Linked DNA regions of Homo sapiens: region 1 is linked to region 2. Evidence: chromatin contacts called from ENCODE Hi-C or POLR2A ChIA-PET data. All regions are on one chromosome and are shown on one strand. Each heading gives the region's core, a stretch centred on a gene start or an enhancer-like site at or near the end of the contact. The rest is flanking DNA. Distances are from core to core; before and after follow the strand shown.

Region 1 (4,851 bases), core at 591-3,090, 120 kb after region 2:
GCTGATGAAGAGGCAGCTTGGAGAAAACCTCAAAAATAAATACTCTGATTCATCATTGTTGTTCAGGCTTTCCAGCCGTCAGAGCCAGCCCAGGGTTCTGAGACAAAGGGTAACATTCAGCACAGAGCCCAGCGGAGAGTCTGGAGCCCTGACTGTCTCTAAAAGAGGGGGCGGAGAGGGAGGCAGCTGCCTGCAAACCCTGGAGTGGGGCTTGACGCTGGGGGGACGGCGTGTGCTGGTTTTGCTGCTTTGGGGGTGAGGAGAGGATGAATAATCCAAAGAGGGACGTCTCCCGAGAGCAGGGACCATCTCATAAATAGCCCAGAGCAGTCAGTTGGGTGGCGGGCTGCCGTGCGGGGGCTGCAGTTAGAAGCAGCACTCGGAGTGGAGTGGGGCCTCCCAGCGGGGCCCTGCTGCACTTTGTGAGTGCTCTGTGGTCGAAGGCCAGCTGGGCCTGAAGGCAAAACATCTGGATTTTGCAGAGGGTTCCTAGGCTGAGACGGAATTCAGGCTGTAGGCTCTGTGAGACCTTGTGTGAAACCCCCGGTTCTGTCTCTGTCACTTGTTTGAGTCTCCCATTTCTCTGTCTATCAAAAGATTGAATATGGTGGCTTACAACAGAGGCAGTCGAGGGTAATTATTAGTATCATGGTTTGACCTCGAGATCTGGCACTTCCTGGACCTATTCCGTTGTATATTTCTCTGTGCACTCCCTGAGCCTCCCTTTTCTCAGCTGAGAAAATGGTCACACCTATGGTATCCCACACTGTGGAAAATGACCAAATAAGACAAGGTATGTGCAAGTATTTGGTAGAACCCTACAGAGGTAGGAAGTGGCTGTTACTAGCTGTTTCCACTGGTATTCTCTGGCCATCTCAGAGCTGTTTAGGGACCATTCCAGCTACAGGGGAGGGCAAGATTTAGAGTAGACTCTCAAATGAGTCTATCTGATTCTTTGGAAGCACGAGCTCTAGTAAGATAGTTTGAACAAAGATGTGACCATGAGGGGTTTTGTTTTATTTTTTAACTAGATTTTGATATGTTGTGTGCCGCTTCTCCACTGCACAGATTGACCAAGAGTTAGCTGCAGATTGTGGCTCAGTAAGAAGGTCTTGTGGTACGTGCTCCTGCGGCCCCCACCTCAAACTCTTGCCTCTGGTGTTCTTGAAAGAAATGAGGGGACCTTTGCCCGAGCCAAGGGAAAATGCAAGATTTTGGAGGCTTAGCCCCTTTATTGTTTTTTTCCTCTGTTGCTTATATTGATTTCTGCGGCAAAGAGCAGTTGACTGGGATTGAAAGCTACTCTGCTGGTCTTGGATGTGGAAGAAAAAATAATTCCCACTTTCCAAATAGAGGCTCATCCAGAGGCAGCAGATGCCAGAGGCAGCAGATGCTAGCTGCAGTTCTGCAGGCAGGAATTGCACGTGCAAAGCAGAGCTGACGTCCAGTCCACGCCTCATGGCACTTTGGAAGTGCATCTGACACCGTTTGCCTGCCATACACAAGCCACAAAGACTTTTTGAGGCGACAGGTTATGCCAAAAATTAAGTAAAAATGACACAGCTTCAGATGACATTTACATATCTATTTTTGAGGTTTCAGAACATGTGCCCTATAAAAATGTACAACTGCATTGTTTAAAACTCTTCTGAGTCTCTGAGGATTTTCTATCAGTGCATGCCTCTCAGTTATCACTTAAATGTCAAGGCCCTAAGCTTGTATGAGCCCCTAAAATGTTTTTGAGCCCCACAGTAAATTTTTGGCTGACCACATTTGTTCTATGTAAGGCTGATAACAAGCCACCACGTGGAATCTCACAGTGGGACTTTAGTATCAGGCAATTGCAGAGTCCTGAAGCTCGTGTTGCGGTTATTATGGTTCTATATAAAGCCCCAGGGGAGAAAGTCATTTCATGCTTTTAAAATTACTAGTTAATGTTTAAGGAGTTTATACGGAGTGGACTGAGCCAAGCATTTTCCCCTTAACTTTAAAATTATTACAGAGAGGCCTTAAGAAACTGTTCTGTATTAGATGGTGATTAAAATATGACCTTTTTCTTTCTTTATGCTTAGGATTTTCACGATGTGGTTTGCAATTAATTTGTATGTGCACAGTCTTTGTGCTAGTTTCTGTGGACATACAGTGGTGCTACTTGGCCTTAAGAGCTTCCTGTGTGTGGTTGGGAGATAGGCAGTTAGTAAGCCATGTGTGCTGTGAGAAAACCCAGAGCATAGAAGTCGCACATGAGAGTACCAGGTGCTGAGTACCATGGGGGTGAGAGCAAGGAGGGATTATTTCTGCCCCAAGAAGGCTTCTTGGGAAATAGAGCAGTTATGAAGGACCTGGAAAGATGTTCCAATAAGACTTGGGTGAGGAGACACAATAGTCCCAAGTAGGGAGGGCAGAGCACCCTGAGTAGAGGTGTGGTGTCAGGAAGTGTGAGAATTCTTCAGAGACTGATAGTCGGAAGGGATTCCTCTGCAAAGGCCTGTGGAAGGATATGAAGGTTGGAAAGACAAGTGGGAGCCATTGGGGAGTCTCAACAAATGTGTATTGTATTGTGTGTGTTTCACTTGGAAAATTATCTTGCTATTAATGAGAAAGTACAGATTAATGCTTTTTTTGTTTTACTGGATTCAAATTATATTTGACAAGTCATTTCATTCTAGTGTATGCATGTGATTTTCTTGGAACGAGGGTAACATTTTAAAGATAGGATTTGATGAGTCAATGAGGTATTTTTCAAGTAGATTACTTAGAAAATGTTATAGTCATAAAATATCTTGGAGTTACAGTTAAGAGTCAATTATTGTTTCATCTATAGGCATCCAATTAAAGTTGAATTATGCTGTTATTTTCACTCAATTTCCAAAGCTATGCACTTCCGTAATTTCTATCCTTGTTTATAGTCAGTATAATGTTTAATGCAATGTGCCTGATTTAGCACTTTGTGTTATAAATTTTGCCTGATAAATAATCAACTTATTTTCTTCCGTATGACGACAGTTTTCTTCACAGTGAATGGAGCTTAGTGTATTTATATAAAATGTAAGTCTGGGAGAGTTTCCATTATAGTTCAAGTATATTTAATGTTCAAAAGAATGCAGTATTTGTGGTTTCCTGGCATTCTTTGAATACCATGTGGCTCTTCTCTCTTCCTTCTCACCAAAACCCTAGTCATTTTATTATTTATATAATGAGATACTGTAAGATACTAAAACATAAGTTATTGTGAGGTCTGGCTTTTGATGCTATGAAGTACCCTTTGTTATTTGAGACTAATGAAATGAAATCAGTGAGTTCCAGCTTGTCTACTAGTATGTTGCTTGAAACAATTACATTCTTTTGAACATTAAATTTATATATTTGAACTATAAGGAAACTCTCCCAGACTTGTATTTTATATACTCTAAGCTCCATTGACCATGCAGAAATCTGTCAGCATATGAGAGGAACAAGCGGATTATTTATCAGGCAGATTTTATAATGCAGAAATACGAAGCAACATAGTGCTGTGGTGAAGACAGAATTGAACATTGTTAGACACTTAGCAATCCCAAGAGGCATCATGAAGTCCATGTACCCTACACCATAGAAAAGGCTACACCCCAAAGTTCTGGAACAAGCCTGGTTTGCTGGCTTTCTGGTGTCAAATGTCAGAAGCAGAAAATGGGAGGATGGTAAAACAGTAGACTCAGTGAGAGCAGGACTGAACTTCAGCAGGCCCCATAATTGTACAGAAACAAGATTGCTAGGCTGGGTGCTGTGGCTCACGCCTGTAATCCCAGCACTTTGGGAGGCCAAGGCAGGCAGATCACTTGAGGTCAGGAGTTCGAGACCAGCCTGGCCGACTTGGTGAAACCCTGACTGTACTAAAAAAAATACAAAAATTAGCCACGTGTGGTGGTGCACACCTGTAGTCCCTGCTACTGGGGTGGTGGGGGGAGCTGAGGCAGGAGAATCGCTGGAACCCGGGAGGTGGAGACTGCAGTGAGCCAAGATCAGACCACTGCACTGCAGCCTGGGCGACACAGCGAGACCCCATCTCAAACAACAACTACAAAAGATTTCTCATGGCCACTTAGTTTAGGAAGAAGACCCCCATGTAGTTCATGAACCCAATGCTGTGAACCAAAATACTATAAACACTAGTATTCTAGGTCACCACTGTGATCATTGAGAAAATGTTGAAGTATATTGACATATTTTGTTTAACAAAACAAGGGACTTAAAGTGCGTTTTAGAAATATTTGTATACATGCTGGTTTAAAAAAGAAAAGACTAAAAACAAGCCTTAGTACATAAAAAGAAAATATTCAGTTTTCCAGAAAATGAGGTTACTCCCTTACATTGAGAGTTACATGAAGCCTTGTTACAGTACTTTTAGTCTTCTTTATTCAAAGAAAGAATTACCAATATCATTTTTTTTTTAAGATGGAGTGAGTCTTGCTTTGTCACCCAGGCTGGAGTACTGTGGCATGATCTCAGCTCACTGCAACCTCCACCTCCCAGGTTCAAGCCATTCTACTGTCTCACCCTCCCAAGTAGCTGGGATTACAGGCATGCGCCACCATGCCCAGCTAATTTTTGTATTTTTAGTAGAGATGGGATTTCACCATGTTGGTCAGGCAGGTTTCAAACTCTTGACCTCAGGTGATCCACCCGCCTCGGCCTCCCAAAGTGCTGGGATTACAGGCATGAGCCACCATGTCCGACCACCAATATCATTTTTTAAAAGTAAATTATTACGATTTCCTTAGGTGGTTAATAAATTACCATTATTTTCTCTATTTTACAGATCACGAAATGATAAGTAACTTACCGAAAGTTACATTATTTAAGTTAATCAAA
Region 2 (5,236 bases), core at 1,838-4,337:
CCCCAAATTAGCCATGTTTGAGCGTGGACCTCTTCATGGGCAGTGAGGATCACTCAGCACACATTTCTGTAAACTTTTTGGTGCGCGTGGGTTTTACTGTCTTCTGTTGAAGCTGTGTCCCCCATTTGGAAGGACGTGCAGGTGTGAAGGAAGGACAGTTCTTGCTGAAAAAGATGGGAATGGCTTGCAGATGTCTGTGGATTAAGCAGATCTAAAAGCTATGAGAAAACTGCCTACTTGTGTGTGTGCGCGTATGTGTATAGTAAATGTATATATGCATATATTTTATATTGACATTCTGTAGATATGTTTGAATACAGAAACTTGTTTTTACTCCGACTACTGAATCCAGAAGTACCAAATAATATACAGTAAACAGTAAAACCAAGATTTAAGGTTGTGTCAAAAAGGTACAGTGATTCAGTCATATCCATTTGTCATTTGTTTTAGCCTTTTTTTTTTTTTTGAGATGGAGTCTTGCTCTGTCACCAGGCTGGAGTGCAGTGGCGCGATCTCAGCTCACTGCAACCTCTGCCTCCCGGGCTCAAGCAATTCTCCTGCCTCAGCCTCCTAAGTAGCTGGGACTTACAGGTGCATGTCACCACGCCTGGCTAATTTTTGTATTTTTAGTAGAGACGGGGTTTCACCATATTGGCCAGGGTGGCCTCGATCTCCTGACCTCAAGTGATCTTCCAGCCCCAGCCTCCTAAAGTGCGGGATTATAGGCACGAGCCACTGCTCCCAGCCGGTTTCAGCGTTTTTCTTTGTTTGTTTGTTTTTTAAGAGGGAGTCTCACTCTGTTGCCCAGGCTGGAGTGCAGTGGCGCGATCTCGGCTCACTGCAAGCTCCGCCTTCTGTGTTCACGCCATTCTCCTACCTCAGCCTCCTGTGTAGCTGGGACTACAGGCGCCCACCATCACGCCCGGCTAATTTTTTTTTTTTTTTGTATTTTTAGTAGAGAAGGGGTTTCACCGTGTTAGCCAGTATGGTCTTGATCTCCTGACCTCGTGATCGCCCACCTCAGCCTCCCAAAGTGCTGGGATTACAGGCTTGAGCCACTGCACCTGGCCTCAGCATTTTTTGAGTGTTTTTCTTTCTGCAGTTGATCAGTTGGATCCTCCATATCTTGCGTATATACATGGGCTCAATTATTATGTTAGGATAATCAAATAAGAATACTAGTTCAATGATTAGCACTGAGTGGTTGTTAGGCAGTCATGTGCTCAACACTGATGTCACCTCTTTCTGTAAGCATACTGAGTAGAGACATTTTTTAGGTTTAAATTGACTTAAATGAAAGTGAATAAAAAGGCCTTTTCAAAAGAATGGGTTTGAAAAACCTCAGTACCCTTTAATACATGTACATTTCTTTCCTTTCTTCATTTAATATAACATGTGTCTGTTGTAACTGTGTTTCTTAAATGTTATTTTAAGGTTATATGTTCTTTAATTATGGTCAAATATAATTTGGTCACCAAAAACGAAATAATAGTTTAAAACAAGTAGCTGTTACTAAGGGTGCTAAAAATACTCATTTTATAATTAATTTTTAAAGTTTTCTTAGTATATTATAAATTGTGCCCTGGTCAAGTACAAATGTACACATCAAAATGCCCATATTGTATCTGTCTTTAGTCACTTGATGTGAATTATATGTGAATTTTTTTTGGTTCAAAGTTTTACTAACCAGAATTAAACACTCCGCATGAGAAAAACGGCACAACACAATCTTGAGGTCCCTTCTGAATCATCAGATTATATTATGCTTCATATGTTAAAGAAAAAAGAAACCTGCCTACTTTATTAAACTTACAAGTTTAATAGAGTCTTGGAGATTGATGTCTTGGGGCATGATTGGGAAAGTCTCCAAGGCATAGGTCCATCCATGTATTTCTTCATTTATTGACATCTTGTGCCCAGCACTTACTGAGCCACAGCAATGTGTAGTAAACATAATGCGTCCTCAGTCAGTGTTTGTTGAAGGGGTAAACAAACCCCATTCTGGGTTGTGTTCTTTTTTTTTTTTTTTTTTTTTTAAATATGAGACGGAGTCTTGCTCTGTCACCAGGCTGGAATACAGTGGCGCAATCTCGGCTCACTGCAGCCTCCGCCTCCTGAGTTCAAGCGATTCCCCTGCCTCAGCCTCCCAAGTAGCTGGGACTGCAGAAGTATGCCACCACGCCCGGCTAATTTTGTATTTTTAGTAGAGACGGAGTTTCACCATGTTGGCCAGGATGGTCTTGATCTCCTGACCTGGTGATCCACCTGCCTTGGCCTCCCAAAGTGCTAGGATGACAGGCGTGAACCACCACACCTGGCCAGGGGACATGTTCTTAAAGTTTATGAAGCATCAGCTTTGTCTAAGCTTTAGTCAAGAGTCAGAACTAATACAGATGGTCCCAACTTAGCATGGTTTGGCTTAAGATTTTTCAACTTCATGACGGTGTAAAAGTGATAGAAATTCAGTAGAAATTGTACTTCAAGTACCTGTACGACCATTCTGTTTTTCATTTTTCAGCACAGCATTCAGTAAATACACAAGATACTTAACATTTTATTATCAAATAGGCTTTGCATGAGATGATTTTACCCAACTGTAGGCTCATGTAAGTGTTCTGTGGACGGTTAAGGTAGGCTCGGCTACGATATGGTGTTAGGTGTATTAAATGCACGACAATACTTTCAATATATGGTGGTTTTTCGGGATGTAACCCATTCTAGGTTGAGGAGCATGGAGCATTTGTAGTCAGAGGGAAGAAAAGACATTTGGAGGATTTTGACTGGCGATTTTTATCATTTTGAGACCAGTTTTGGACTAAGAAGACAGTCAAATCAATGTTCTCTTTTGGCCTGAAGTTTTGGAATTCAGTGATGTCGTTGTCCCCTGCATTCCCCTCCTTTGTGGAATTTCAAAACCCCCTTCACATAATGAGAGAAATTAACCCTGAAGAAAGAAAGGACTGGAATTTCTACTAGCTTGTTGATAATGCATTATTGTTATGCTGTCATGGGAAACCTGTCTTCCTAGGTTCTAAATTGGTGGATGACTGTCTGGTGACGGAGTCCAAGCGTCATTGCACAATGAAGATGAAAAACGCATGTTGGATGGCTACTCCAGTGAAGTTGAAAAATGCTTGCCTGATAAAATGCTTGCCTGATGGCTACTCCAGTTGGGCACATGCATACTGCCTTCTGCTTTTGCTCAGGAGGAAGATAAGTGAAACTAAAGGATTTTGGTTGAGTAATTTAGAGAGAGAGTAAAAAGATTTTGGTGTTTGTCATGGGAGTTCACAGGCTCTTCTAATGGAACAGAGAACTGCTTTAGGGGCCAGTTTCAGGTTTTTGCCTTTCTGGAAGGAAGGGGCAGTCCCTTTTCCCTTTGACCACTTACCTCTATTGTCAGTTTGTGTAATTATGTCAGAACTCAGCCACAGCCTCTGTTTTTTTTTTTTTTTTTTTTATAGCTCTATCAAGTGATTTTCAGCTTTATAGGGAAAGATAGCTCTGAAATTTTCTTTCTTCTTTCTTCTCTTCTCTTCTCTTCTCTTTTCTTTCTTTTTTTGAGACAGAGTCTTACTCTATTATTCAGGCTGGAGTATAGTGGCACCATCTCAGCTCACTGCAGCCTCCATCTCCCAGGTTCAAGCAATTCTCCTGCCTCAGCCTCCCAGGTAGCTGGGATTACAGGCACCCGCCACCAGGCCTGGCTAATTTTTTTTTTTTTTTTTTCTTTTAGTGGAGACTGGGTTTCATCATGTTGGCCAGGCTTGTCTCCAACTCCTGGCCTCAAGTGATCCACCCGCCTTGGCCTCCCAAAGTGTTGGGATTACAGGTGTGAACCACCATGCCTGGCCTTGAAATTTCTTTTTCTCTACTTTTTCCTTTTTACCCACTGTTTAGTTTGCTAGGGCTGCTGTGACAGAGTACCACAGACTGGGTAGCTTAAACAGCAGAAGTTTATTTTTTCACAATTCTGGTGGCTAGATGTTTAAGATCAAGGTGTCAGCAGGGGGTTGGTTTTGTCTGGAGCTTCTCTCCTTGCCTCGTCGATGCCATCTCCTCCTTGTATCTTTACGTGGTTTTCTCTCTGTCCTTGTTTGTCATAATCTCTTCTCATAAAGATCCCAGTCCTACCAGATTAGGGCCCACCTTAATGACCTCATATAACCCTCTTGCCTTTCTAAAAGGTCCTATTTCCAAATAAGGTCACATTCTGAGATACTGGGGATTGGGACTTTAACATGAGTGATTTGAGGGGAGACTAACATGAATTTTTGGGGGGTGAGGTTCAGCTCATAACACCCACTTCACTTTTTCGTAGTACATTGGCAGTTCTGTTTCAAGAGCTCAGTTAATAATTATTTGATGTGTCATGGATTAGAACATGAAACAGGAATTTTGTTTTATTCATAAAACTGTATCCCTAGCACCTAGAGCATAGCGTAAGCCCTCAATAAATATAGGTTGGATATTATTGGATGAATACATGTCATATCTGGAAGAAGGATAAAGGAATGCCCTGAAGACATGTTAGTTTCAAAATGTTCTAAAGGCCCAGAAGGGCAGTGAGGATTTTCACTGGCTTCAGGGCTCTGTGCAATAATATAGAAATAGAGAATCTCACACTGAAGCCAGTCAACAGGACCAACTTCTTTTAGCCAGTCCTGTCTTTCCAGCAGCATCATGCAATCTAGGACATAAGAGAGCCCGTGTCAAACCATTTTTATATACCGTGACACTCTTATTTTTAACACAGTGGTTGGATTATTTATAAGCAATCTTGGATTCATTCAATAACCACAGGTAGATAGTGCTCTCACCTCATTAAAGCATTATTGCAGGCCGGGCATGGTGGCTCACACCTGTAATCCTAGCGCTTTGGGAGGCTGAGGCAGGTGGATCGCCTGAGGTCAGGAGTTCGAGACCAGCCTGGCCAACATGGTGAAACCCCGTCTCTACTAAAAATAGAAAAATTAGCTGAGCATAGTGGCAGGCACCTGTAATCCTAGCTACTCGGGAGGCTGAGGCAGGAGAATCGCTTGAACCAGGGAGGTGGAGGTTGCAGTGAGCCCAGATCACGCCATTGCACTCCAGCCTGGGTGATAAAAGCGAGACCTTGTCTCAAAAAAAAAAAGTATTATTGCAGAGAAGGAGGTACTCTTAGAACTCTGGACTCTGTTAGCAAAAGCGTTGGGGATTGATAGTGATTTAATTTTATTCATGATGCTGAGAGAGT

The links. A loop is a pair of places that touch in the nucleus more often than their neighbours do. ChIA-PET counts read pairs that join two places held with the same protein, here RNA polymerase II (POLR2A). Pooled maps may share reads with other maps.
Region 1: a loop to region 2 is called in a pooled map, with 2.6 times the contacts of the local background. The contact joins two enhancer-like sites. A Hi-C loop is called at or near these places in 1 of 168 maps with a recorded cell type or tissue (prostate gland), 2 of 37 single-sample maps with no recorded cell type and 3 of 50 pooled maps. POLR2A ChIA-PET finds 5 or more read pairs at or near these places in 4 of 52 experiments (AG04450, H1, PC-9 and 1 more).

The regions. Positions count from the first base shown.
Region 1 is chr17:66,540,176-66,545,026 of GRCh38, forward strand. The region is part of intron 3 of PRKCA (protein kinase C alpha); the gene reads left to right. Among named protein-coding and RNA genes, the nearest start is that of PRKCA-AS1, 130 kb to the left of the region's middle. RefSeq lists a silencer at 2,256-2,305. Within about 2 kb of position 1,841, at least 9 of the 41 ENCODE cell types and tissues checked have a DNase peak (open chromatin) inside an H3K27ac peak, as active enhancers do.
Region 2 is chr17:66,417,989-66,423,224 of GRCh38, forward strand. All of the region lies in intron 2 of PRKCA (protein kinase C alpha), which reads left to right. Among named protein-coding and RNA genes, the nearest start is that of PRKCA-AS1, 3.8 kb to the left of the region's middle. Within about 2 kb of position 3,088, at least 2 of the 41 ENCODE cell types and tissues checked have a DNase peak (open chromatin) inside an H3K27ac peak, as active enhancers do.